Linked DNA regions of Mus musculus: all the other regions are linked to region 1. The links are chromatin loops, found by intact Hi-C in ENCODE. Cell type or tissue: left cerebral cortex. All regions are shown on one strand.

What was found. Hi-C counts contacts between places; a loop is a spot of excess contacts. Peaks named below come from ENCODE experiments on the same cell type or tissue, not always from the same donor. Only the 100,000 strongest peaks of a DNase experiment are listed, where the experiment ranks them.
Region 2: a loop joins it to region 1, with 6 times the contacts of the local background. A loop is called at or near these places in 41 of 42 quality-filtered maps.
Region 3: a loop joins it to region 1, with 5 times the contacts of the local background. A loop is called at or near these places in 29 of 42 quality-filtered maps.
Region 4: a loop joins it to region 1, with 6 times the contacts of the local background. A loop is called at or near these places in 4 of 42 quality-filtered maps.
Region 5: it touches region 1 in a loop (5-fold over the local background); 12 of 42 quality-filtered maps call a loop at or near these places.

Annotation. Positions count from the first base shown.
Region 1 is chr12:40,839,796-40,844,795 of GRCm38, reverse strand. It overlaps Dock4 (dedicator of cytokinesis 4), which reads right to left. Exons shown (of 53, transcript NM_172803.2): 52 at 3,498-3,559; 53 at 1-586. The coding sequence ends at 131. Among named protein-coding and RNA genes, the nearest start is that of Immp2l, 180 kb to the left of the region's middle. In left cerebral cortex, a CTCF peak has its summit at 2,028; DNase peaks (open chromatin) are centred at 1,007, 1,128, 2,052 and 2,313.
Region 2 is chr12:41,481,243-41,486,242 of GRCm38, reverse strand. All of the region lies in intron 4 of Immp2l (IMP2 inner mitochondrial membrane peptidase-like (S. cerevisiae)), which reads right to left. It overlaps Lrrn3 (leucine rich repeat protein 3, neuronal), which reads left to right and starts at 186. Exons shown (of 2, transcript NM_010733.3): 1 at 186-672. In left cerebral cortex, no CTCF peak of the experiment used is centred here; DNase peaks (open chromatin) are centred at 2,375, 2,624, 2,916, 4,529 and 4 more places; H3K4me3 peaks cover 4,148 bases; H3K27ac peaks cover 3,539 bases.
Region 3 is chr12:41,105,666-41,110,665 of GRCm38, reverse strand. The region is part of intron 3 of Immp2l (IMP2 inner mitochondrial membrane peptidase-like (S. cerevisiae)); the gene reads right to left. Among named protein-coding and RNA genes, the nearest start is that of Immp2l, 84 kb to the right of the region's middle. In left cerebral cortex, no CTCF peak of the experiment used is centred here; a DNase peak (open chromatin) is centred at 1,976.
Region 4 is chr12:41,020,960-41,025,959 of GRCm38, reverse strand. Immp2l (IMP2 inner mitochondrial membrane peptidase-like (S. cerevisiae)) reads right to left here and starts at 1,870. Exons shown (of 7, transcript NM_053122.4): 1 at 1,815-1,870; 2 at 1,327-1,399. In left cerebral cortex, no CTCF peak of the experiment used is centred here; DNase peaks (open chromatin) are centred at 1,663, 1,954, 2,651 and 3,219; H3K4me3 peaks cover 1,268 bases; H3K27ac peaks cover 669 bases.
Region 5 is chr12:41,225,283-41,230,282 of GRCm38, reverse strand. The region is part of intron 4 of Immp2l (IMP2 inner mitochondrial membrane peptidase-like (S. cerevisiae)); the gene reads right to left. Among named protein-coding and RNA genes, the nearest start is that of Gm25497, 120 kb to the left of the region's middle. In left cerebral cortex, no CTCF peak of the experiment used is centred here; a DNase peak (open chromatin) is centred at 2,636.

The sequences.
Region 1 (5,000 bases):
AGCAAATTTAACTCCATTCATTTAAAGAAAGGTCTGAGTAAGAGATTTAAAGTGCCTACACTAAATGTCTTCTCATCAGACTTATCTTGTAAACGGCAAAGAATTCATCGCAGGTACATAGAAAAGTGACTTATAGCTGAGACACCTTACGGGGCAGGGGCCTGGGCCTAGGGCCAGGCTCAGTCCTACGGGTCCCATTCTCCAGGTGGCTGGACCGCGCAGCCAAGGGCTTGGGGGGCAGAGCAGGTGGCTCAGAGGTGACAGGGATGGAGAGGCTGTGAGGTAGCGGGACAGGGCGCCGCAGAGTCCGCTCGTAGACACTGTAGGGGGGTGGGGTTTTGCTCTCCTTGCGTACAGGTTCCTCCGACCCGCTGAAGCTGGGCACGGGCACCGGCACCGGCACCGGCACCGGCACAGGCACTGACTGTTCATTGGCTTGGTTTTCAAAGCCCGAGGTTTCCGACGTGCTACACCGGCTAAGCGAGGAAATCCCACTGCTGTAGCTGCCGGACAAGACTGGGGAATTTGAACTCAGTCCTGGGGAGTTGTACTCCACTGGAGATGGGGTGAAGGACTGTACGGAGCCCTGCTCCCACCAGAGTTGGGGTCATGCGAGAAAAGAGACAGATGTTAGAAATGTTTCACCAAACCCGCACTTGACTGACTGGCTCTTTATGAAGACAAACTTGGATTTATAGGGGAATCCTTAAGCCAACAAAGACCACGTGAGCCTACTGAGAACAGGTAGCCATCAGTAAGCCCTAGAGAGGAGATATAGACAACTCAAATCTGCTAACACCTCTAGCCTCCAGGAAGGAGGGAAAGTATATCAACTATACCACCCAGCCTGTGGCAGCTTATGGTAGTCTAAGCTAAGACAAAGATCAGATTTAAATTTAAGCATTGCCATCTGCAGTACTGAAAATACACCCCCAGATGCTTATCTGCCAGACCCCACCCCCATTTGCCAAGTTCACCTCAACACCTGCTAGAAAAACCTGTCCTGAGAGTAACTGCAAGAGGATGTGGAGACTACCATCAGCCCTGTCTTAAATAGGATAAAGAGCTTCAGGGGTGTGGCTTGGCCGTGGGTCATGACTGCCAGATAGGAGGCAGACAGGCTTCAGGAGCCAGTGGGAACACTTCCCACTGTAGGGGAATCCTCACAACAGAGTCTTCTGGGAGCCCCTAGACATTGGAGCCAAAGCTGCAAAGTGACAGCACTTAGATTTTTTTTTCCCCTGAGCTGTGAGCTGTTTCATCTGCTACGTTTTTAAAAAGCCCAATTTAGTTGCTAATTTTTGAAAATAGGAAAATTTCCACATAAAGCCCAGATTTATGGCATTTCGTAAGGAACTAGACACTGCAGAAAGAGCCCACATCTTATGGAGATGATCTAAAGACAAGCCACTCTAGGCTAACTTTAACTTGATGGCTGCCCCGCTGTGGTATGTGTGTGTGTGTGTGTGTATGCAGGTACAAGTCGAAGTCAGAAGTCAACCTTGGGTATCATCCCTCAGGAGCTACCGACCTTGTTTTTCTAAGACCAGGTTTCCCGGTGGCTTGGAGCTGCTGGCCAGTGAGCCCTGAGGTACCTCCTTTCCCTATTCCCAGTACTGGGCTGGGCAGTACACACCACCACATCTACATGGGTAGTGTGTCTGCTTTTTCACAAGGGTTCAGAGTGGCTGGACTTAAGGCCCTGTGCTTTCAAGGCAAGTACTATTCCGAGTTCCTTCTCCAGCCCCTAACCTCTCATTTAAAAAGATATAGTGCTGGTAGGCACAACTCCTTTCATTTAATAGGAGTCTATAATTAAGCATAGTGAATTATGAGATCCAGATTCTCTGACATCTTTTTCAGAAAAGACATCACACATTCAATATAAGACACATAAGTTCAGTCTTCCGTAAAGAGTCAGTTCTAATGCATTGGGTGCTTAGGCACACCCCAAATTCTATCAGATAAGATACCAAAGTGCATTCCAATTACAGGGAAGCTTGAAACTTGGGAGTAGGGTGCCCTCTAAAGTAACCTGGGAGTTACAGCACAAGGTGTGATCTGGTGATATTTCTCCTTTCTCTCCCTCTCTCTGTTCTTCAAGCCCTATTTATAAAGATATGTTATATCCAAGGACTGCCTCTGGGCCAGTACAAATGCACGCAGGTCCCTTTTAGGATAGTACAGACCAGCTTGCGAACTTGAGCTATTTAATAAGCACTTGAGCATTTTCCACTAAGGCTGCCTTTCTTCTGTAAGAGTTTAATCGCCAACACTTACTGCCGTATTTCAACTCTGCATAATGGAATTGAGAAACACAGGCGATAACTCCATCACAATGTGTGGGAGTGAGTGCTTTGAGGGTGTACAGACACAAAGATGTAGAAGCGCCATGCTGCCTGCCTTCTTCACATCAGGATGATGACAGGCAGTGGCTTCCAGAGCAAACACTGTCACGTGGACTTCACAATAAAAGCCGCACTGCGGAGTGACAGCAAAACTAGAAAATCATTTGCACTTCCAGCAAAATTTTACAACAGGAACTCTGGCGATGAAAACCTAGCCACACTTTTTTTTTGAGGCCCCACCCCCTTTTTGGTATTCTCTGTTTCCATAGGTGACAGTCATGAGCAGCACAGATACAGTGGGTCACAACCTGTTCCGAAGTGTTTGTGGAGACCAATTTGTCTTTCATCTCAGCTAGCACTGTGTTATCTACACAGAGGACACAGGGTGTGGACACCTAAGTCAACCCGGTGCCAACCATCCATTCAACACTCCCTCCAGCCTCCTGTCTGCTCCCGGGGCTGCGCTTCTCACAACCCTTCTCCAGTGTGCTGAAAAGCCTTGTGGCCAGTCTGACTGAATATTGTTCTTGATCTTCCTGAGGGATTTGTAGGCTTAGAGATGTTAAATAGCCTGCATTTACATGTCACACATGTGACCCTTAAGGTGGCTAGCTTGTTCTCTGTGGTTTTTTTTTTCCCATTTATGCCACCATGTCCTCTATAATTCAGTATATGTTTGTAATGTGGAGTATCTTTAATGCAAAGTATTGAGAGAGAAAGTTGGGTTTGGCTTTGCCAAAATGAATGAGGTTGATGATAAAGCCCCAAAACTTCCAGAAGAGCATTTAGTAGACCTTGATTACGGGCGTTTTTCAATGTAGGCGTACACATGTATGTTTAATGTGCTTTAAATGTGTTGACTATAGTTTGTTATGTTCTCATTGCCAAAATATGGAGAATTAAGCTGCGCATCCTCCTACTACTAAACAACAAAACAAACAATAGAAAACAAAACGTAGCCCACGAGATCTGTGTTCTTGGGTAAATCTCTGCAAGGGGAAAAGCAGCGCTGTTTTCTTGCCCCCAACCCCCTTCTTAATATGACCTTGTCTGTAGGAATGAAAGCACCTTTTGATGAGCTTAGGACAAGGTTTTAAGAAAAAGGAACCAGGGCCGATCTTTGGATCCAGTCTAATGACAGACCTGTACCTTCAATGGAGAACGTCCAGCAGGCGAGGGGGACACTGATGTGGTGTGTCTTGCTGGCGAAGCTGTAGATGGAGAAAGAACATTTTAACTAAGAAAAACCAGAGGGCTGGCTGCATATGCCCTCTATGTGTCCAAGCCCAGGCAGATGTATTAGTGGATAAGGATCTTCTCAGCAAGGGAAGAGGAAAATGGAGAGGACAAACTACACAATGGCTCTCTAGAATAGATTCCTTGTAGAAGATGGTGCCATCAAGACATTGGCCAGTTAGTGAAAAAGTTACTGCTGTACACATATGATGCTTTGACTAGAAGGGTATGGCCCCAAACAGCTCCAATGGCCTTTTTTTCTTTCCTTTCCGTTCTTTTTCTGCTGATAAGGCTTCATGTAGTCAAAGCTAGACTTGAGCTCCATACACGGCTGTGGATGGCCATGAATTCCTTAGTCTCCTGACACCTCCTAAGTGCTTAGGTTATGTGTCTGTGCTGCCACGCTTGGCTCTCAAATCCTTTCTAAACCTCCAAGTCCAGATGCCTTTCATCACTCAACTGCTTGATCTCATAAAATGCTCCTGGGGGAAAGTGCTAGGAGTCGTTGGGAGACACCTTCTGTCTTTGGCCTGAACAGGGAAGACCAAGGCCCTGCAGGCAGCCTAGAGCAGGCCTATAGGGATGTTCAGTAACCCTTCCCTTTCACCTCACCTCCCAACATTCCCAGTGCAGACAGAAAGCTTGTCCACATCAGTACAAAGGGAGATAAGCTTCCCATTTCTTCTCTAATGCCTGTCCATAGGCCTTCCCTCAGTCCGCTGGGTGGGGAATTTGAGATATCACCATCATGGCAAGAGTGACTTCTGCTTCTCTGGGGTTTTCAGGTCTGATGCCAGGGACCCAGCATGTGTGGCATGTGCTCTTTTGTGTGCTTACAGATCACGTCTTGTTTCTAGACTGTAACTGCATAGCATAAAAACAGCTTGTGACCCAGTCGACGGGGCGAGGCCAAGCCGTCCTTCCCACTTCCACACAGAGTGATTTTGGCGAATGTGAGCTCTGTCCCTCTGTGATTTCCTGCCACTCTTCCAGCCATCACACTGAGGTCTAGAACTCATAAAAACCTACCGAAAGGCTGAAAGGAAGAAAGACAGACAGTTGCACAGCCCCACAACACTGACCACAGATGATGACATCAGGACAGACCATGAAAGCAATCAGTACAGAAGGGACAGCAGCCCTACCAATCTATGTGGGAGGAGAAGGGTTGCCCAGCTGTGCTGAGCCCTAAGAGACCACAGAGGGTGGTCCATTATCACACTGCGGGGTTGGGAGGTCTCATCTACACAAGCCAGCTCCTACTTCTGTTCCCACACGTTGTGAGTGCTGACTAGGAAGAAAACCACATATGTACAGAGAAATCGGCCACATCTGCCACTACTGTCACTGAGGTCAAGGCCTCCTGTGTACTTGACTTGGTCTTAGACATGGTGCAGGCCTGGCACCTAGTGCTCT
Region 2 (5,000 bases), 640 kb before region 1:
CTCCAAATGACTGATCACATTCCAAATGGGAGAACTTGTTGAAAAGCGCTGCACATTGCTCCAAAAGGAAAAGAAAAAACAGGAAAGAAAATGATTCCAAGGAAAAATATGCAAGCCTGTTTCATTTATTTGTACCCTAAGCAGCACTGTCATAGGACAGACAGGCTGCTTCAGCCAACCAGGCTGGAGCAGCTGCGAGTGCTACATCTTGGCAGTCTGAAGCGATTGGCTCCTCTCTGGGGAGTGGAGGGTGTTCAGTTATTAATGACCGCTGAGCAGGCAGCACCGTGTCAGTGTGACAACTGATCTGGTGAACGATGCACCACTAACCACCATGGAAACGAGGAGAAATAACGCCAGCTAGCAGGATCTCTCTTCACGGGATTGAGAGGCTCAGCCTGCTGCTGCCGGAGAGAGTTCCAGTCAAAAGAAGGAATCCTAGCTGCAGGCTCCTGCCTTCCTTTATATTTTAGAAAAAGAGAGAGAGAGAAAGAGAGACACCATTGCTTGCATGTGTGCATATCTATAGTATGTAATTGTGTGTACTTTATTACACATACATATGCACCTATTTATACTGGGGCAAGAAGACAGCCATGTGATTATTTCAGCCAAGGAACTGAGCAAGCAGGGGCACCGGAGGAGGGCTATCCCTGCATCTGCTAAGGCAAGGTAAGTTTAAAATATACCTATCTGTTTAAATGTTCCCTATTTCGTGTTTTTGTTGGTGCCGGAGTTTTTACACATCAGTTCTCCTTTGATGTTTTCCCCTTGTCTGAATTCTAAGGGCATTTTTCTTTGCATTTCACTTTTGAGTGAACATGCAAACCCCGCCGGCTCTGTGTGTGCCTAGCTGCGTTCGTGGGATTCTCAAGCAGGCATTTTACTAGCTTGAATGCCCATCAGAGGATGTGAGTGGGAGAGAAAAGCAGTGCCGGGGGAGGAGAGAGAGAGGAGGGAGAGAGAAGAGACGGGGACTGAGGCAGAGAAAAGAGAACAGAAGGACCAAGAGAGAAGCAGGGAGAGAGAGGGGAAGGAGACAGAGAGGCTGGCAGAGGAGGCAGCGGGAGAGAGGGGAGAAGGAGAGAGAAACAGAGGGAGATGGAAAAATCAGGGTCCTTTGCCCCCACAGCTCTTGTAACGAAAAGCAGATCACTCATATTTCTCTGTTCTGAAGCCAATGAGGCGTTGTCCCCCCACCCCCCAGCCCGCCCCAAGGGATGAAGATTTAAGGGGGATGCTGTAGTGTGTCAGGAGTGAAGGGCACCAGGCAGAGTAGCAGAATGAGCATATCACAAACCGGTATTGAATTTCTGCCAGGCTACATCTTCCCGATTGTGGTAAATGACTTCCCTTTAATAACATCCCATCCCCTCACTGCTCTGAGGGGACAGTGCAAGCGTCTGATTGCTAATGCAGCCCAGGAAGCTACCATGCTAGGGAAACCAGGAGATGAACCAGGAGAGCTCTAGTCACCTTTGGTAATTGAACAGCATCGCGGTAGTATGGCTTCAAAGTACATTTCCTATTTATGAAGACTGTTTGCTCTCACTGAGCCGGGTGGCTTAACTCGGCTTTAATTTATTCATTTTTAACAATATGTCCTTGTTTCTGTGCCTCTAATCTTAGTGAAAGCAGGCTATGATCACGAGTGAGAATCTTCCTAGTTTAGCGAAAAGGAGACCAGTGTGATAGATAGAAAAATAAGTACAAATTTAAAATACTTATCAGGAAAAGAGTGTGCCCTGGTACGACAAATATTACTTGTGCACTGAGTTCCTCATCCTTGGTTCCAGAAGCAACGCCTTTGAGACAGAATTACTGTCAGTCAACTCAGAGCGTCCATGGAGTGATGATTCATGGAATACTCTGTGGACCGATTTTTACTTCCAATCTTGTAAGAGGAAGCCAGCTACTTAGAATATGCTCTCAAAGCGACACCACCAATTGAGGGTGGCTGTGGAAATCTTCACTGCCCTGCTAATGGGTCCTGTGGAGACATTAAAACAAACCCAGGGTTCATATTTCATCTGCTGGAGCTTTCTCCTCTCTTCTCTTAGTTCAACTCACAGTTATCGGAGTCTGCTTTGAAAGTGGGTGCTATTCTTTTCCCAAACTGTGATTTCAGACTTACTAGGTTCCTAGCCTATGACAGATGGCAGAACAGAAAGACAATAAGCAGCCACTTAGATCCTGCCACCTTCCCATCAATGTGTCAAAAAAATGAGTCGGTTTACAATATGTAACGTAAGGAGTCAATTAATTCCAGCGACCTCTGTAAACGACGACAATAAAGCAGTCTGACACTCTGCCGCTGCCTTCGATTTTCCCTCTGTGAAATGAACAAGTTTCAGGAAAGGGTTCCTGCTCGGAGTGAAAAATGAAAGGGGCTGAAGCATTAGCTAGCAATATTGGCAGCCTGGCTCGCGCTGCCTCCAACGCCACATGCAATCTATACAAAAACCACAATGATTTATTACTGGGAGGAAAGCTGTTGCATTTGCTTTTCTCCTATTCATTAGAACTGCTGCTGTTGAAACAGATTGGATCCGTTATTTTGAGGTAGCACCTAACTTCCTGAGCGAGCGAGAGGGAGGGCGGGCAGTAGAAGCTCGGCTCCTCGGCTCCAACGCCTGTAATGTAGCACTGCAGTGTGGATGTCAGCTTTTGCCCAGACCCTTTTCCTGGGAAAGTTTTCATACCAAAGACAAGCACATATATCCTTAAATCTTACCCAGCCTAATTTTAAATTACAACCAATAACAGTTAAGAACAGCGGACTCCCTCTTCAATCTTAAGATGTCCTTATACATATTCTGTGTATCAGCGGTACCCATTTGGATCTGAAAATTACTGGCACTCCAGGCCCTGGGTGGTGTCCGGATGTATCAGTGAGTTTGGTGATATGGTAACCCACCCGTGCTGGTGATGGGCACACAGGCATGTCCAGGAGATATGACCACCCATGCTCTCAGCAGTTATGAAACAGAATTGGAAATGATAGCTCTATAGCAAGCCGCAAAGGGCCATCTTTCCAGGATGCTGCTTGTCACAGGCAGAGTGCTAAGTTAGAATGCTGGTGAGTAGGTGGACTTTTTCTTTGATGGCTGCAGTTGTTGCTGCTGTTAATGGTTTAATAAAGTGTATCACCTGCTTTCTAGGGCAGCAGTTTAGGGATGATGAAAAGGTAATCAATTTACAAAACACTAATGTACTTACTGATGTTTTGTTCCTATTTTTACATTTCCTGCTTCTGCCCCAAATCGGATTGAAGTTGCAATTTTCCCTTACTCTTATGTTTTCCTCTCTCTGGTGTAAAATTACTGTTGAACATAACATTGGTGCTCACTGCAAGCTAAGGCAGTGGATCAGAAAGGGCTGTAACCAAAGGCATGTTTTAAGTGAAATGTTAGTGCTAAGCTGGTGGATCTAAAATTCATTAAAAGGAAGCTATAAGCATTGTCAAAAGTGTGCCCCCACTTCAAACCTGAGTAACTGTACCCCCAAAAATAACTGAATAAAAAATATATGGTTCTAACCTATCTTGAGAAACAATGTCTGTGGATCATGGAATATAGTCTATATGGCTTTAGTTTTGAGTGCTGAGCTATTTATGAATTGCTTTTTTGTTATCTGAAAACAAACAGCAATAAATACTATAAAATTTATCTACATTGTCAATACAGAGCTTTCATACTGCCTATACAAGGAACACTTAGGAAAACTTCTCTGGGTACCATCAGTACACAGGACAGCACAGCATCCCACGCCTCATGTAAAGTGTGTCTAGGATGAAGAACATTATGACATCTAATCCCCTGGTAACAATGTAAAAAGGAAATAAAATTCCAGTATGAAAAAGTAGATGCGACCAGTGGATGAGAAAAATAACATGGAGAAAAAAAAAAGTTTCCTTTCAGCTGACAGAAGGAGTACAGAATCTCCAAAGATACTGTTTGGAAGTCAATCAGTACAAGGTTAGTGAGGAAAACTTAACAGTTACCTCAAAGCTTAGTGAAGTACAGTATCTATCTACTGGTCACTTACTATATTTGAATAAATGTGTAGTTTGTACACACCTGTTTGCTATCATATTCATTCATCTTTAGACCATAAAGAAGGCCTATTGCTTCTAAAGAGACCATTAAATATTTCACACAATTATACAGTCTCAGCACGGGAGAATAAAACATGGTATCTTCATAGACTAACTGCATATTAGAATAAAAAGCAATGCCTCCAATATGTTCATTTGATATGTGAAGAGGCCCAGAGAGTTTAACATTTTTATTAGTATAGTGAAATAAAATGTCATTAGACCTTAAATTTGCTCAGCTGCTTACTAGAGAGTTCTAGAGAAGAAACCCTTTGTGTGTTCATTCAATTATTCAAAGTTGGCTTCCCCTGACTCATAGAAAAATGCACACTATACACCATTTAAAAGGTGTTTATCAAGATAATAAAGTATTATAGAAACAGAAGTCACCATCTGATAACAGTGATTATTTCAAGTGCACAACGCAGAGACATTTCAAACCCCCACTTCCCATTTAGCTACAGTCCATTACACTCCAAGGTGAGTCATACAGTTTAGAGTGTTGCCCAGCTGTTCAAAATCTTAGGAAGAACACGGCTGCCCTTGGTCTAGAGATACAGTTAACTGGAAGCTGTACATTTCCCTAATTATCCACATTGTTTTTGTCTCAAATATCTCAAGACACTTAACACTGTCCTCTCCCCACTCACTGCCTGTTCTCACACCCCATGCCTCACCTGTAGATGCCAGTCAAAAGCAATCTACCTCCTCTTCCCAATTCTCAACTGCTGTTTTTATTTTAGGAGTGAAGGCCCTTATAAGCAATGCCATTTCTCTACTTTTACAGCTCAGGTTGTTTTTTGTTTTTTTGTTTTTGTTTTTTTTTTTCCTTCTGTAAAATTTATCTCTGCTTCTAAAATGTTCTCCAAAGTTTAATTAACATAATAGTAATTAACAGACCCAA
Region 3 (5,000 bases), 270 kb before region 1:
AAATAATAATATTAATAATGTTACCAATATCTAATGCAAGGAAAATATATATGCTTGAAATGAAGTCTTCACTAAATTCTAGTAAAGAGGTACATAAAGCTACATGAAGAATAAAAACTCATGCAAACAGCGACTCGATTGTCCCAGGATAATATTCTGATGGGACCTACTCCAAATCATCATTCCATATGGAAAGCGAGGAAATAATCTAACGGCAACCAGCAAAACATCTGTATGAAGAACCACCTGGAGCAGAGCAATAGGGATGGGAAAAGCACTAGCATAGGGATTGCCACCCCTCTCTTTCCAAGAGCATGTCCAGGTCCCGGTCTAAGACTGTCCTGGAATTCAGACAATGTCGGTTGTGCCTGAGGATGAATGAAGTGATAACTGGGAAGCACTGTGTTCACCGAGCCACAAAAATTTCAACCATGGCCCATAGAATCAACATGGCTGCTATTTGAATGGGGCACCAAATAGTCAATAAATAACAAGTCCAAGATGGAAGGGGGGAGGGGACAAAGAATGAGAACTACGAGGAGAGTGTTTTCACGACAAGTAAAAATGGAAATGTGAGAAACAGCAATTTCTGTGATGACAGAACGAGCCCCCAATAGCTGGGGCTGTTTGTTTCACTGCAAACTGATGGAGACAGCAAGAGAAGACACAATCAAGACACGGGCAATGAAAAGGAGTAAGGGCCAGGCAGCCACGCACTGAAACAACAGTGACAAACATTTAAGGTTCCTTGGAATCAAGGGCTATGGAGATGGTTTGTGGGTAAGTGCTTGCTACATATACCAAAGAACCTGAATCCGGAGCCCCAACATCCTCATAAAGGGCACAGACAGCTACACCTGCTATAACCCCAGTTCTTGGAAGGTAAAGGAGACAGATCCCTGGAACTTATTGATCCTCCATCACAGCCAAAGAAGTGAGCTCCAGGTTCAATGATAGATCCAACCCTGGAAAAATGAGGTAGATATGCATTCATACATGGGAGTATGGTTAACCAACTAGGGGCCACAGTGGGAAAGAAAACTCACTCTTTAACAGCTATCAATTGCAATAGCTCCCCAGCTGGGGGTGTGACTTATGCTCACCTCCATAATGAAATTTTGTCTAGCTTTAGCTTGAGCAGATATGTAAACAATACAAACTGGACTTGATGAATTAAAAATAAAACAACAACCAAAAAAAAAACCATTAAAAGGACACAAAGTTGGGTAAGTAGAGAAGGAAGAGGAAGATCTAGAAGAAGCTGTTGGAGGGGTGATTGTGATAAATTCAACCTTCAGCTGAATTTCCCCAAAGCCTGAGCATTATGTAGGCCTTAATCTCTCAGTGAGTAGATCTGTCCTTATGGAAGAGGTCCCATTCACTTTTCAACGTCCATCAATAGGGTCTATGTTTATGCTTGTTACAAATCCTTTGTCCCTAGCCCCTTCCCGTGAGCACTGTTTATCAGCCAATAGAATTCCTTCTTATGAAGAAGGTCACAAATGCTTTGCTATAGCAATGTGCTTTGCAAGAGAGTTTCAATGCAACCATCCCCAAAGCTTTGTTATAATGACTGTCACACAGAGACTTTTACCCAAAGTTTTACTGTGCTTGAATGTATTAAGAAAATAAACTGAGAGACTGGACTCAGGAAGTTTTTGACCCAGAGACTGCAAAAGTGGTGTTTGCACAAACCCCTGACACAAAATTTTTAAAAACCTAATTCTAAAAGGTCTCTCCCTTTCTAAAATAATTTTTTTATTTTAAATAAAATTTTTTTTAAAATTTTTAAAAAGGTCTCTCCCTTTCTAAAATAATTTTTTATTTTAAATAAAATTTAAAAATTAAACAGCAATTTTCAAAAAAAAAAAAAACTGGCCAGGTGCAGTGGCACATGCTTTTAATCCCACCGTTTGAGAGGCAACAGCAGATGGATCTCTATATTTAAAGCTGATTTACATAGTGAGTTCAGAACAGACAGGGACACACAGTTAGACCCAGATTAAAAAAAAAAAAGTAGTGGAGGTGGAGAGCAATTGAGGAAGATGCCCAGTGTCCACTGGTCTACACACACAGACACTCACACACACACACACACACACACACACACACACACACACTTATGTACATCACAAGCATATGTGTATGAGTACACAAACATACAAACATGACACAGACACAAAAAACATAGAACAGGTCCTAGAACTGCCACTAAAAGCTTCCTTTAAAGTTTATGTGGGCAAAGATGTAGTTATTGTAACGTGACCATAATTTTGACTCTCTAGGTTTGTATGGACTCTCCAGATGTTAGTGATGTCTTTATTTCCAGTCATCAAGCCACATAGTGTTTCTTTTTTGTCTCCTCATTGCAGTTCTCAAAGAAGCAAAGTCACCATGAAACTTACAATACATATACACTAACACTTATCTCACCTCCAAATCGAAAAAATTCTATTGCTTTCCAGACATGTGATTGTGAGCAAGCTACTCAATTTCATCATGGCTTCCTATACTAGGAAAATGAACAATAAATACTATTAGTCAATAACTAGTATTTAATTACTAAGAAATGGCGATCAATATCTGCTAAGCATTTACCATGCATTGCTATATAAGACAGCCTTCTGATGCTTAAGTGAGCTCTAAAGAGAGATCACTCTCTTCTGTTATTTTTGCTGTGTAGCAATAGCTAGCCAGGAACTCAGAGGTCTCCATGCTCTGCCTCTCGGTGTGCTAGAATTAAAGGTGTTCATCATCTTCCTGAGACAATTCTTTAAAGAGACAGTATCAGCTCCCGGCCCATAGTTATCATCTCAATAATTTGTTATTGATAGTCTACATGACAATCTAAATTATACATGTTTGTTTGCTTTCCCAGTTCCCTCTTTGCTCTACCCCTAAACAAAAACAGAGTCCACACAGTGGGAAAACTCTAAGGAGCCTGACTTGGCCAAAATTATATGGAAAGGAGCACTTGTCCCAACAACAGGTTAAAAATCCAGAACTGGGGATCAAGTTTACAGGATAAAGCACTTGTCCTGAAAGCATGAAGACTAGAGTTCAGACCCCCACAATCCATGTCAAAGCAGAGTGAATATGCCATCCATCTGTAATCCCACCATTTGAGAAACAGAGAGAGGAGAACTCTGAGCCAAACAGAGTAGCCAGGCTAGCCGGAATCAGTGACTCTGGGTTCAGGGAGAGACCTGGCCTATAAACACACTGAGATGTTCAGGGTCAAGTACCACCTATATGCTGTGAGAGCTGAATGCACTCTCAAGTCACTTTCTTCTCCACGCTAAATCCAAAGTGCAACATTTGGATACTAAAACACTTTCTGTTCATATTGTTGGTCTTTACAAATAAGCAACATTTTCTTTGATTGTGACCCCCTTGCTAAACACTCTAAATCCAGCAACAATTATTTGAGCTCCAGACATGTAGTGACTTAAATAAGAATGGCCCCCACATGCTCATAGATTTGAAAACTCGGTTTCCAGAGTGATACCTTTTGAAAGTATTAGGAGGTATGGCATTTTGGGGGTGGGGGTGGCCTTGTTGGAGGAAGTATGTCACTAGGGGTTGGCTTTGAGATTTCAGAAACCCAAACCAGGCTCAGTAGCATCTCCTCCTCCTCTCCTCTCCTCTCCTCTCCTCTCCTCTCCTCTCCTCTCCTCTCCTCTCCTCTCCTCTCCTCTCCTCTCCTCTCCCCTCCCCTCCTTGCTAGCTCTACCTCTCCAGCACCTTGTCTGCCTGCATGCCACCACACTTCCCACCATGACAATGGACTAAACCTCTGAACTGTAAGCAAGTCCCAGCTAAAAGCTTTCCTTTATAAGAGTTGCCCAGCTGGTGGTGTAATAGAAAACTGACTCAAGACATAAATTTACACCAAAAACTGGAGTACTGATGCGACAGACCTAACCATGTTTCTTGTTGGTAAAATGTGGAGTTTGGGACTTTGGATTAGGAAAGCAGTTGAACCTTGTAAGTAAGGCTTACAGGTCCATACTAGTAGGAGCAGGGAAGACAGTGCTATTGAAAACAATGTAGATTATGATGGCCCAGGTCAAGAGGTTTCAGAGAAGAATATGACTATGTGGCCTAGTGATTATTCTTGTGATGTTTTCATCACAATGAAGAATGTGACTTTTTTTCCTTTGTTCAAAAAACCTGCCTGAGGCTAAATTGAAGAGTTTGGGAATCTCCAGAGCCTTGGCAGTGGCGATTCCATAACAGTCTAGCATTAGCTGTATTTCGTGGTTATTGGTTTCCAGTCTTATGCAGATCCATAATGAAAAGGAGCAAGCTTAGCAAGGAGAAATATAAAATGTACAGTTTGAGGAGAAAAGGAACAGACACCACCATATATAATGGAGGTGGATATATAAAGGACATAAACAGATTAAAGAAAAGCCTGATGCTTAATAGAAGAAAGAGAACAGTGACCTCAGGGTAAGAGGTCACTCAGGTCATCCACCCAGCTAAGTTCTGTGTGTGTGTGTGTGTGTGTGTGTGTGTGTGTGTGTGTGTGTGTGTGTCTGTGTGTCTGTGTCTGTGTGTGTCTGTGTGTGTCTGTGTGTGTATGTGCGTGTGTTTGTGTATGAAGAATTTTTTTTCTAAAAAAAATGCTTAAGTTGTGAAGGAAACTATCTAAAACAGAAAGCTGATGAAAATATTATGTGAATGAGGGGCCATGTTCCTGCCCTAGCAAGCAGTAGACCTTGGCAGCTTTAACCACATGGTTCTGACTTTAGAGTCAAGGAACAATAAAAGAGTTGTGGAATCACACACACACACACACACACACACACACACACAGAGAGAGAGAGAGAGAGAGAGAGAGAGAGAGAGAGAGAGAGAGAGAGAGAGAGAGAGAGCAAACGAGCTATGGAAAACAGCTGATGCCAGGAGTATGTCCCTACATGGAAGCCATTGTATGAAGCTATGAAGGTGAAGCCTAGATTTCAATGAAGACCTCATGATGTTGGAGATGCCAG
Region 4 (5,000 bases), 180 kb before region 1:
CTATGCATTATGGAAAACAACCCTCCACAGCTAGTCACCCAAGTTTATTTCTGACTCTACCAGAAAAGTGGAATGATGGCACTGGCCCCACACACCACTATTGGTCCGTAAGCCACAAAGACAGCAGCAGGCAGAAGTTCTCTAACACTTAGATATAATTCCACAGAATTATGTGTAAACTTCCACAGAAACCTGCGAAAGGCCCATTCCCAAATCAGGTCATCTCCAACAGTCTCATTCTCCACATACTGCTTTGTTTGTTTTCTTTATGGGATGTTTTTGTTCTTTTGTTTTTTGAGAGAGGCCCTCATTTGTATCTTTGTCTGGCCGGGAACTCCCTATATAGACCAGGCTGGCCTCGAAGTCACAGAGATCCACCTGCCCCTGTAGGGACTGAAGGCAGGAGCCAGCTCTCCAGATCCCATTTTGACCAGTGTTCATTCGGCACACGATGAAAGGACATCAGAGATAGAGTCCCTCTTTAATAAACAACCATGTCTTAGTTTTTCATAATATGCGAACATCTGCCTCTCAAGGAAGTCAGGTTCATATGTGGCATGTGCCAGGATGGGCACTGAGGGTAAGTCTAGCTTTCTCTCGGGGGTAAACAAGCCTGTGGCTTGCTGTTCTTGCTTATAGCTAACCTGTGTTTTAAGTAAAAGTTGGCGGAGATGAATGTAAAACTGGAGGGTTTCGAACCTGAAAGGAACTGTGTTTCCTATCACCAGACAGAGACTAGGAGAAGGGCAAGTCTTAGGGAGGAACCAATGAAGAGAGATGATAACTTGAAATCAGTCAACTTCCCAGGACTTCAGCTTTTCAGAAAAGCACCTCAATGCCTGAGATAGGACCTCCCCCAATTCCTCTGTAATTCTGAAAGACCTGAGAACTAGAAGTATATGAAATTGCCTGTATGTGGCCCCATGTGCGTTCCCCCACTGTTGAGATTTTAAAATGTAAGGTCCCCGGAGGGATAACTGCCAAGCAGAGCCAAGATTACCTAGGGCCCTACTGTGTCAGGAACTACTGAATGCTACCTAGGAAGACAGGGGACCTGAGAGGAACTATAGCATCAATGTGCCAGGTTAAAGAGGGTCTGAAAGGAAATGAGTTTTCTCTCAGGTGTCTAAAACGCTGCTAAACTTCCAGTCGGCTCTACGGGCTTCTGGAACCTGAAGAAAGGCTTGATCTTGGGACAAGTGACCTTTGAAGGTGGGTTATCCAGTTCCTGATAAAAAGTGGAATTTGGACCCAAGTTGCCTAGGGTAGTTTCCCCACTCGAAAAAGAGTCCTGGCACCTTCCGCCCCTGAGCAATACTTACTTACCCTTTCTCCCGCTCTTCCTCGGTGAGAAGGGGTAAGTGGTAATATTGTACCCTCGCCCAATTTGGCCAAAATCCTAAAAGTAAAAATGACAGAGACAGGTCCTTTAAAATCCCGTGGCTCCAGCCTGAGCAGCTCCCACAAGCTGCTCACCACCCCAGGAGCAGCGCTCCCTCCCGGCCGCTCTGTGGGTCCCCCAGGGCGGGGAGAAGAGGTCGGCTACCCGCCCGGATCGGGGTTCGGGTTCCCTAACTGAGGGAGACAAGAGGACGAACTGAGGGGACAGCCGCGCGGCCTCACTGGAACACGCGCACGCACGCATGCTCGCTACCATCGCGCGGATAGCGGCCGAGCGGCTCCCCACCTCCCAGCAACGCCCACTCGACGGAGGAGAAGCCGGAGATAAGAGACCCTGCCGGGGACACAGAGGGTCTGCTTAAGCCCACCCGCGTGCCAAGCCGCCCGGACCCGCCGCCCCATTCCCCGCGCACCCGCTGCGCAGCTCAACCCAGGGGAAGTCCCCGCGGCACGCTCCGCCCTCCGCCGCGGCACGCCCCGCCCTCCGCCGCCGCTCGCCCCGCCCTTTGCCGCCGCTCGCCCAGACCCGACCCCCAGCTGGGCGGCAGCCGGAGACTCCGCCTACTACTACGGAAGTCCCGCCCCCGAAACGCGGCTCAAGGTGGATCCGCAGCCAGAATTGGGTTTACGTCAGATCAGGGGGCGGTACTGACCGTCTAGAGGTTCCAAGTGTTAGAAGCCTTAGGTCTAAGCCCTAGGTCGAAGCCTGGCATGGCTAAGAGGGCAAGGAAAAGCAGCAAGTTATCAGAAGCTATCTTCAGCTTCTTCCCTTAGACCAGGAACCCAGACTGGACTTCTTGTGTTGTTCTGTGGTTTTGTTATTGTTTTGTTTGCACATGGGTAACTTCGGGTTTGCTTCCTCTAGCAAGCCAAAAGAAAAAAATCCAGAACTTTTTTTTTTTTTTTTTTTTTTTTTGCTTCAGAGAAACTAGGGTTGTTTTTTTTAATATACTTAAGCTTTTGCTCGTTAATTGTAAAAAATCTTAACTGTGTAATTACAACCTAGAAAAACACTGTAACTAACAGAATATAGACAACAAAATTAATTTGCTTTTTCTAGCCCTCCTCAGTTGTATCTTTATCTTTTCTTGCTTTACCCTTTTAGATAATGCTGAACTATCATTCTCAAGTTTACATAGCGCATAATGTTCTGACACTCAGCATTCAAAATTAACTCTAAAGATGGGAGAGTGTAAGAGACTTAAATGGAGCCGAGCAGTGGTTGCACGTACCTTTAGTCATCACAGCACTGCTAAGGCAGAGGCAGGTGAAGCCAGCCTGCTAGCCTGATCTACAGAGCTAGTTCCAGGACAGCCAGGCCTACACAGAGTAAACCTCTCTCAAAAAAAAAGGGGCGGGGGGGGGGGAGAAGGGGGAAGACTTTAATGGGTTGATAGGCTGATAGTTAATAATTACAAAAGTCTGCCAAAGAAACATGATTGCTCTCCTGTATAGGATGTAGGTACAGTTATTCTTATCTAAAATATTTACTGCGAGGTAAGTTTGATTCTACCAGTGCTTTATCTTGGAGGCCGCCCCTGATGACAGAGCCTATTTACAAATTGGATTGGGCCCTAACAGTAAAGAGACTCCAAATTAAATAGATGTTTGTTCCAGTGAAGAACCAACAGTATGGGATGGCATGAACATACATAAACATCAAAGTTTCTAGAATCCATACAACCTAATCTAGGCCTAGAATATTTTCAGCATCCAAGATTTACTGCAGAATAAACTCACTATTTCTGGTTCTTTCTGAGCGATGGCTGGATGATTCAACTCAGCTGTTCTGGCTCAATTCTTCTCAATGGAAAATGATTCAGTCTGGTTTATCTTGGCTTTTCCTGAATGAATTACTCTACTTGGCCTCATTCTAACTTGGCAGGGTGTTCTAATCTCTGGTTCCTTCTCATTCCCTGGCTCCTTCACTTGTATCTAGCTTGTTCTCTCTCTCTGTGACCTGTCTCTGTACAACTGTCCAGCTAAAACTGCCTCCTTCCTTCCTCTTTGCCCTGCTCTCTTAAGTAGCTTCCCTTTCCTCTCTTTTCTCCTGAGGATTTGGCGTGTCCTAGTGTGTCAAATCTTTCTCTGATTTGTCACTTTGTCTGCCACTCAACTAGCTATCACTTTCAAACATGGGTGCTTCTTTCTACAAACTAACTTTACCTTCGTTGTTTGGGATTAAAGGTATGTACAAAGAGCATATCTCTATTCCAGCCAGAGGGACTAAAGGTATGTACTAAGGGCTAAGAACAACTAGAAATGGGATTTTTTCAGTAAATAACAGTCTTGGAATTCATCATGTAATAAAATGTCCTACCACAGTACTCTGTCTCAGAATGTTAATCAGAAGATTATACATATACTGGAGAATATGTGAGTATCCTGGAATATGTGGGTATCCTGGAATATGTGAGTATCCTGGAATATGTGGGTATCCTGGAATATGTGAGTATCCTGGAATATGTGGGTATCCTGAGATAGGTGGAAATTCTGCCCATTCGGTTCAATTTTACTCTCCACCTAAAACTGTTCCTTAAAAATAAAATTATATGGGCAGCAGTTAAGAGCACTGACTGCTCTTCCAGAGGCCCTGAGTTCAATTCCCAGCAACCACATGGTGGCTCACAACCATCAGTAATGGGATCCGATGTCCTCTTCTGGTGTTTCTGAAGATAGTTACAGTGTATTCATATACATAAAATAAATAAATCTTTTTAAAAAAATTATATTACTAAAAAGAAGCTAAGATTAAGTGTCTGAATGCTGTTTATTCTTCAAGGTCATTAAATTTGAAGCTCAAGTATTTAGCATCAATGCCATCAGAGGACCTGTATCATAGATTCCTAACTTAGATACACACTTAAATTATGGCTACAAATCATATTAATATTCAATGGGATATTGAACCAAAGTTAACTTGAAGTAATTAGGCTTTAAAATTCTATGGACCATTTCCTAGCCCACAAATAAAAGTAGAATGAGAGTAATTTCATCTGCTTGGGTATGGTGGGTAACCACACACCTGGAAGTATGAGGATCTGACCTCCGGAAATGACGAATCAGAGATGGCTTCTGACTCGTGGTTTGTGAATGTAAATGTAGCTTTTATTTTCTCAGGTTTGAAATGGGAGCCATATCCAAACTTTATGGTTTGGGCTAAGGCCAGAGTGATTCTATCTATCCCTAGGTCTGGATCTGGAAGCTTCTAGCCTCCATACAATCTAATCTTCTGCAGGTCTGGACCTTGAAGGCTCCAGCTTCCAGCCTCCATCTGCTAACCTAGGCCTAAAGTGTTTCAGCCTCCATGACTTACTGCTGAATAAACTCACTCTTTCTAGCTCTTTCTGAACTCTTGCTGGCTGGTCCAACTCAGCTGTTCTGGTTTAAACTCCGCTCCAATCTAACTGATTCAAATTGGCTCCTCTTGGCTTCTGACTGAATTGTACTGCTCTGAAATACTGCCTGTGAACTCCACACACTGAAGGACTGTGAACTCAACTGCTCTGCTCTGAACTGACCTCAACTGCACTCAAATGAAGTAACTCCACTGTACAGAACTGAACTGAACTGAATTAAACCAAACTGAACTGAACTCT
Region 5 (5,000 bases), 390 kb before region 1:
AGGCAGACCTGTTGACACAGAAAGTTTAAGACCAACCAGAATGACGGAAAGAATCCAATCTAAAAAAATAAGTTTTTTAAAGAAACCACAACAACCTGAGAAGGACATAATATGCCCTCAAAATGTAAATTTAGATTAGCAAGCAAATATGATTGTCAAAAGAAGTATCGATCCTGTAGGGAGTATTAATATTTTATAAGATTATTAATACATTATAGGTTAATAATTACCATTCACTACAGAATCCCATATATAGAATCTACTGTCTGTAACATATTAGACATATTCAAAAGACCCTTGAAATGGTAAACAATAGAGAGAAAAATCTAGATGTCAGAAGAACTTAAATCTGAATGTTTTCTTTGTTGAAACTCAAGAGTAGCATGCTTTAGACTGGAACATAGCTAAGCTGGTTACATGCTTACCTACTATGACTAGACAAGTCTTGGGTCCAATCCCCAACACCACATAAAGTGACCAAAATCTCACTACTCGAGGTGGAGGTAGGAGAATCAGAAATCTAAAGTCATACTTGGTTACATAAAAACATGTCTCAAAAAAGACAAGGAAGGTCTTTTTAGTAGTATATATGAGACAGGGAGTAGATTATAATAATTTAAATTTCTATGAACTCTTGGGATTTTTTTCCCTCTCTACTACAGAGATTTTTTTCTCCATGGTATAACAACTGCAAGATAATATAGTTTCCATTAGCTTTTTTGTCTAATTCATTTAGACATTCTAATTCATTTAAAATTAAATTATATCTTTTTTAGGTTTTAAGTTTTTAAATGTGTTTTTCAGGCCATAAGAATTGCTGCAAATCACATCCTCAACATTAAGCACACTTAATATACAGAATATAAGAGAGCAGTAGAACACAAACACACAGAAACCTCTTGAGCTGAGGCTCCCAGAATAAAACAGAAGCCCTGGATCCTATAATGCCATGCACTGGCATAACTCTCAAAGTTCATACAAGCACAAGAAATCTCATGCATTGTTCCTAGTGGTGAAAACTAGAAACAATCTAAAATGTCTATCAACAAGAAGAAATAAAAATTGTGAAACAGCTATACTGGAAAATAGTGCATAGCAATTACAGTTACATCAGCTACACAAAACGGAAATAAACTTCAAGTACATAAAGAGATTGAAAGAAACCAGACACAACAGCGTACTTACTATGTGATTCAATTTATACATATTCCACAGTGGGTAAAACTAATCTGTAGAGAGATAGATCATCTGGATACCACAGTAACAGGAAGAGAATATGCAGACGCCAGGCTCTTCATCCTGATCAAGGTGGTTGTGGAGGCACTGTTTTGGAAAATGTATCAAGCTGTATGTAGGCTTAGGATGTGTACATGGTTCCATGTGCATGTTGTACTTCAATTTAAAATGTTCACATACAACATGAAGTGCTGCAAAGAATCTTTCAAATTGACTTTCTGAAACAGTACATTCTACATTACTGTTCAAAACAAAATTCTTTCTGAAGATGGCTGTTCTAAGTAGTTCATGTGATCTCTTAGGTAATCTAACCTCTCAGTGATAATTCTAGTGCCCGACAAACCTCTGATGTTCTGAAGACAGCTTTTAAAAGACCCTAATAGAGAAGAACCATATCAGAAGGCCAGAACTGGAGTAAGATTTTAATATGCTTTATTCAAATAACAAGTATCTACTGTGAATCTACTAAGAAAGGAACAGTGTTGTGGTTATTAAAGGAATAAATGCTATACAGTAAGTACCTTGGAGGGCAGAATGAATGAAGATCAATGTAAGCTTTACTGTATAACAGACACTCACAACAAATGAGACTTTCAACCAGTCTGAACATGCACACCTGAACACACATAAATATCAAAGGGGAAGTAACTGGAAATAACTATTTCATTATGCTCAGAAGAAGAACTATTCTCAGGATTAGCTCTTCTATGTAAATCTTCATGAATAAATCTTGTTAATATATGAAATATTTAAGCATATGCTATTTAAGCATATGCTGAGACGACAAAGGATATAGCTGGAACCAGAAAGGCAGACTTCTTGAAGAAAAGGATTAGCCTGGTATTTAAGAAAGAGCTTTAGGTAACCAGAACCATTTTTGAAGTGTTAGAAGAGAGATTTGATGTTGGATTGTAAAGTTGAAAAATAATTTTAGAAGCAGGATAACTTTGATTTACAAGATCTTTCCAGATATTTATTCTATGAATAGGGATTAGTAACTGAGGATTTTTAAATATACTAAAATATTATATATTTTAAACTGTTTGTTGGTTTCACATATATACAAAGATGATAAAGGTCATAAAAACCTTACTCTGGTAATCTGACTTTGATGCTGCCGTCTAGTGCTTTACAGTGCTAGCACAGTGCACGTACATGCTTATACCAGATTTTAGATTTCTGCCTAAAGTACAGCAAGCTGTCTGTACTTTAAATGTTAATTTTGCTGTGTTTTTAAGAATATCGAAATTGTTATGTAATTGTAAGCAAGCATTTGCCTTCTGGAACAGGAAAATGTACCAAAACTCCAGAATTACATGACTTACTCATTTTATTATCCTTCTAGAATAAAAAACTACCCAAACCCAGAAAACCTCTGAAACATGAACATGCTCAACTTAGCAAAAATTCAAACAATGGAACTCAAAAGTAATGGGACCCCGAGCCATTGTTTATACCTCTTCCTAGAGCTTTCATATTGGGGCTCATCCATTAAGCCCAACCAAGCAGAAAATTCTTGCAAGTGCTCATTATACATGACAGACATTTCCAGAATATCCTCAACAGATACTGAGTGATTGTATCCATTTTAGATTCATACATTCTCCAAGTTATAAATACTATTTTCACTCTAAAATAAAGAGTTATATCTACCCACGGCCGTGGCAGGTGATGGCATGACAAGGTTTCCACCCCTGAAAAAGACAGCCAGCAGGGTGTGAGCCTGCACAAATGCCAATGGGTGGCATTTGTGGGTGTAAGACCTATTGGAATTAATTTATAGATAGATAGATAGATAGATAGATAGATAGATAGATAGATAGATATAGATATACACATATGTAGATATATAAAACTTCACAGTCCTCCTTTGGGAAATATTCCCCCTGCCAAGGTTATGGAGAATGCTCTCCTTGCCAGGGTTAATGCCTCCATGATAACTATAAACAGAGTAAGTCTCGGAGTCTAGGGTGTGTCTATGTCTCAGCAAAATGGTAAATGCCCTTAAGCTGTGGGAAATAATTCTGAAAACATAAATTCAAAAACTATGTAATTTCTCAACTATGCAAAATATAAGGATGCAATATGAATTGTATCACAAGCTTCAGAGATCTAAATGAACAGAGGCAGCTGCACTATGAGCCAGCTTGGTGATCACAGGGCAAGATGCCACCCAGCTATGTTTGTTGTTTATGCTTACAAAGACAGTCAGATTTCCGAGTTCAAAGACAGCCTGGGACAGAGGGAGTTTGGGTCCAGGCCCAGGTGTTGTAGGAATGATAATATCAGGGTGAGGTCTCACCCAGCTAGCTTATTGTCTGTACTTAACAGTGGCAGGCAGATCTCTGAATTCTTTTGCAATATTAAAAAAAAAATGTGCTTGTTGTCTCTTTGAAAGAATCAAGGGAGAATGTCCAAGAAATGCATTTGCATTGCAACAAGAGCCTGGGAGCAAGGCAGCAATAATATGGCTGCAGTCACACGCAGAACAACCTCCTCTCTTGAGAGCCAATCTCAAACCCAAAGGATCCTCTGAAAGGTTTTACTCTATGAAGGTCTCACCGTCCAGTGCACCGCCACAGTGAGGACCAAGCCTTCAATGCATGAGTCCTGGAGAACAAACTACATCCAACTGGAACCTGGGGTATTTCCTGCGACTTGAAGGGGCCGGGTAACAGAGAACCAAGCCTTGACGGTGTGACTTTACTATTCTAAGCCATGTATTTCTATTCTGTAAACGAGGTAACCTTCACTATCCCATCAGGTGATACAACTGTACCTCTACTGATCAAACCAAACCACTAGGAATGGCACTCTCTCTCTCTCTTTCTCTCTCTCTCCCCACTTAACTACCACTAGCGCAGCTAAAATGTCTGCATAGGTACCTCCAAAAGGGCATTTTGATCCATTTTCTCTCTGCTTTTTTTTTTTTTTTTTTTTTTTTTAGTTTTTCAAGACAGGGTTTCTCTGTATAGCACTGGCTGTCCCGGAACTCACTTTGTAGACCAGGCTGGCCTCGAACTCAGAAATCCGCCTGCATCTACCTCCTGAGTGCTGGGATTAAAGGCGTGAGCCACCACGCCCAGCTTTTCGCCCTGCTTCTTAAGTGCATAACTTCTGTTTTGCCTCCATCCATTTCCTTTCTCCGTAGAGGAGTCAGATAGTCACTCTGCAATCATTCTGCTTAGGATCACCAGCAGGCTCGTCACCACCCTGCTAAAGATCACTGCCTTGAAAACCTTGGCCAGCTCCCCTCTTCAGCTTTGCCCCTGTGAAGCTCAGGGGTCTCCCCGCCATTCTCAGGCCTTTCCCACCTGCTCCTCACTGCCAAGCTGGCTCCTGCCTGGCTTTTTGGTAGGGCTGCTGCCTTCCGTTTCCAAGTGGTATCTCCTGAGAGTCTTTTCCTGAACGCCGTACCTAAAACGAACACTCAGTCTGCATGCATTCCTGTTACTCTCTGGGTCACAATGATCATTACTTCTTGCTCTCCAGTATATTCCAAAGAAGCTGATGCACACTGAACACATTAAAGTCACCGGCCCGCAAAGGAGCACCAAAACAGGGAAAGGCCACCAAGGTGTGACAGGTGCACACTAGCTGGGCATTAGCAGGTTCCATTTCTTCCTATATTTCATCTTCAGCAAGCTAAAATATCAGAAGTGTTGTCCATAGGTAAGATAATCACACTGAGTCAGAAACCGATATATCTGTTCACAAACAGCCAATTATCTTGGGAAAAAACAGAAGATCAAAGAGGAAGAGAA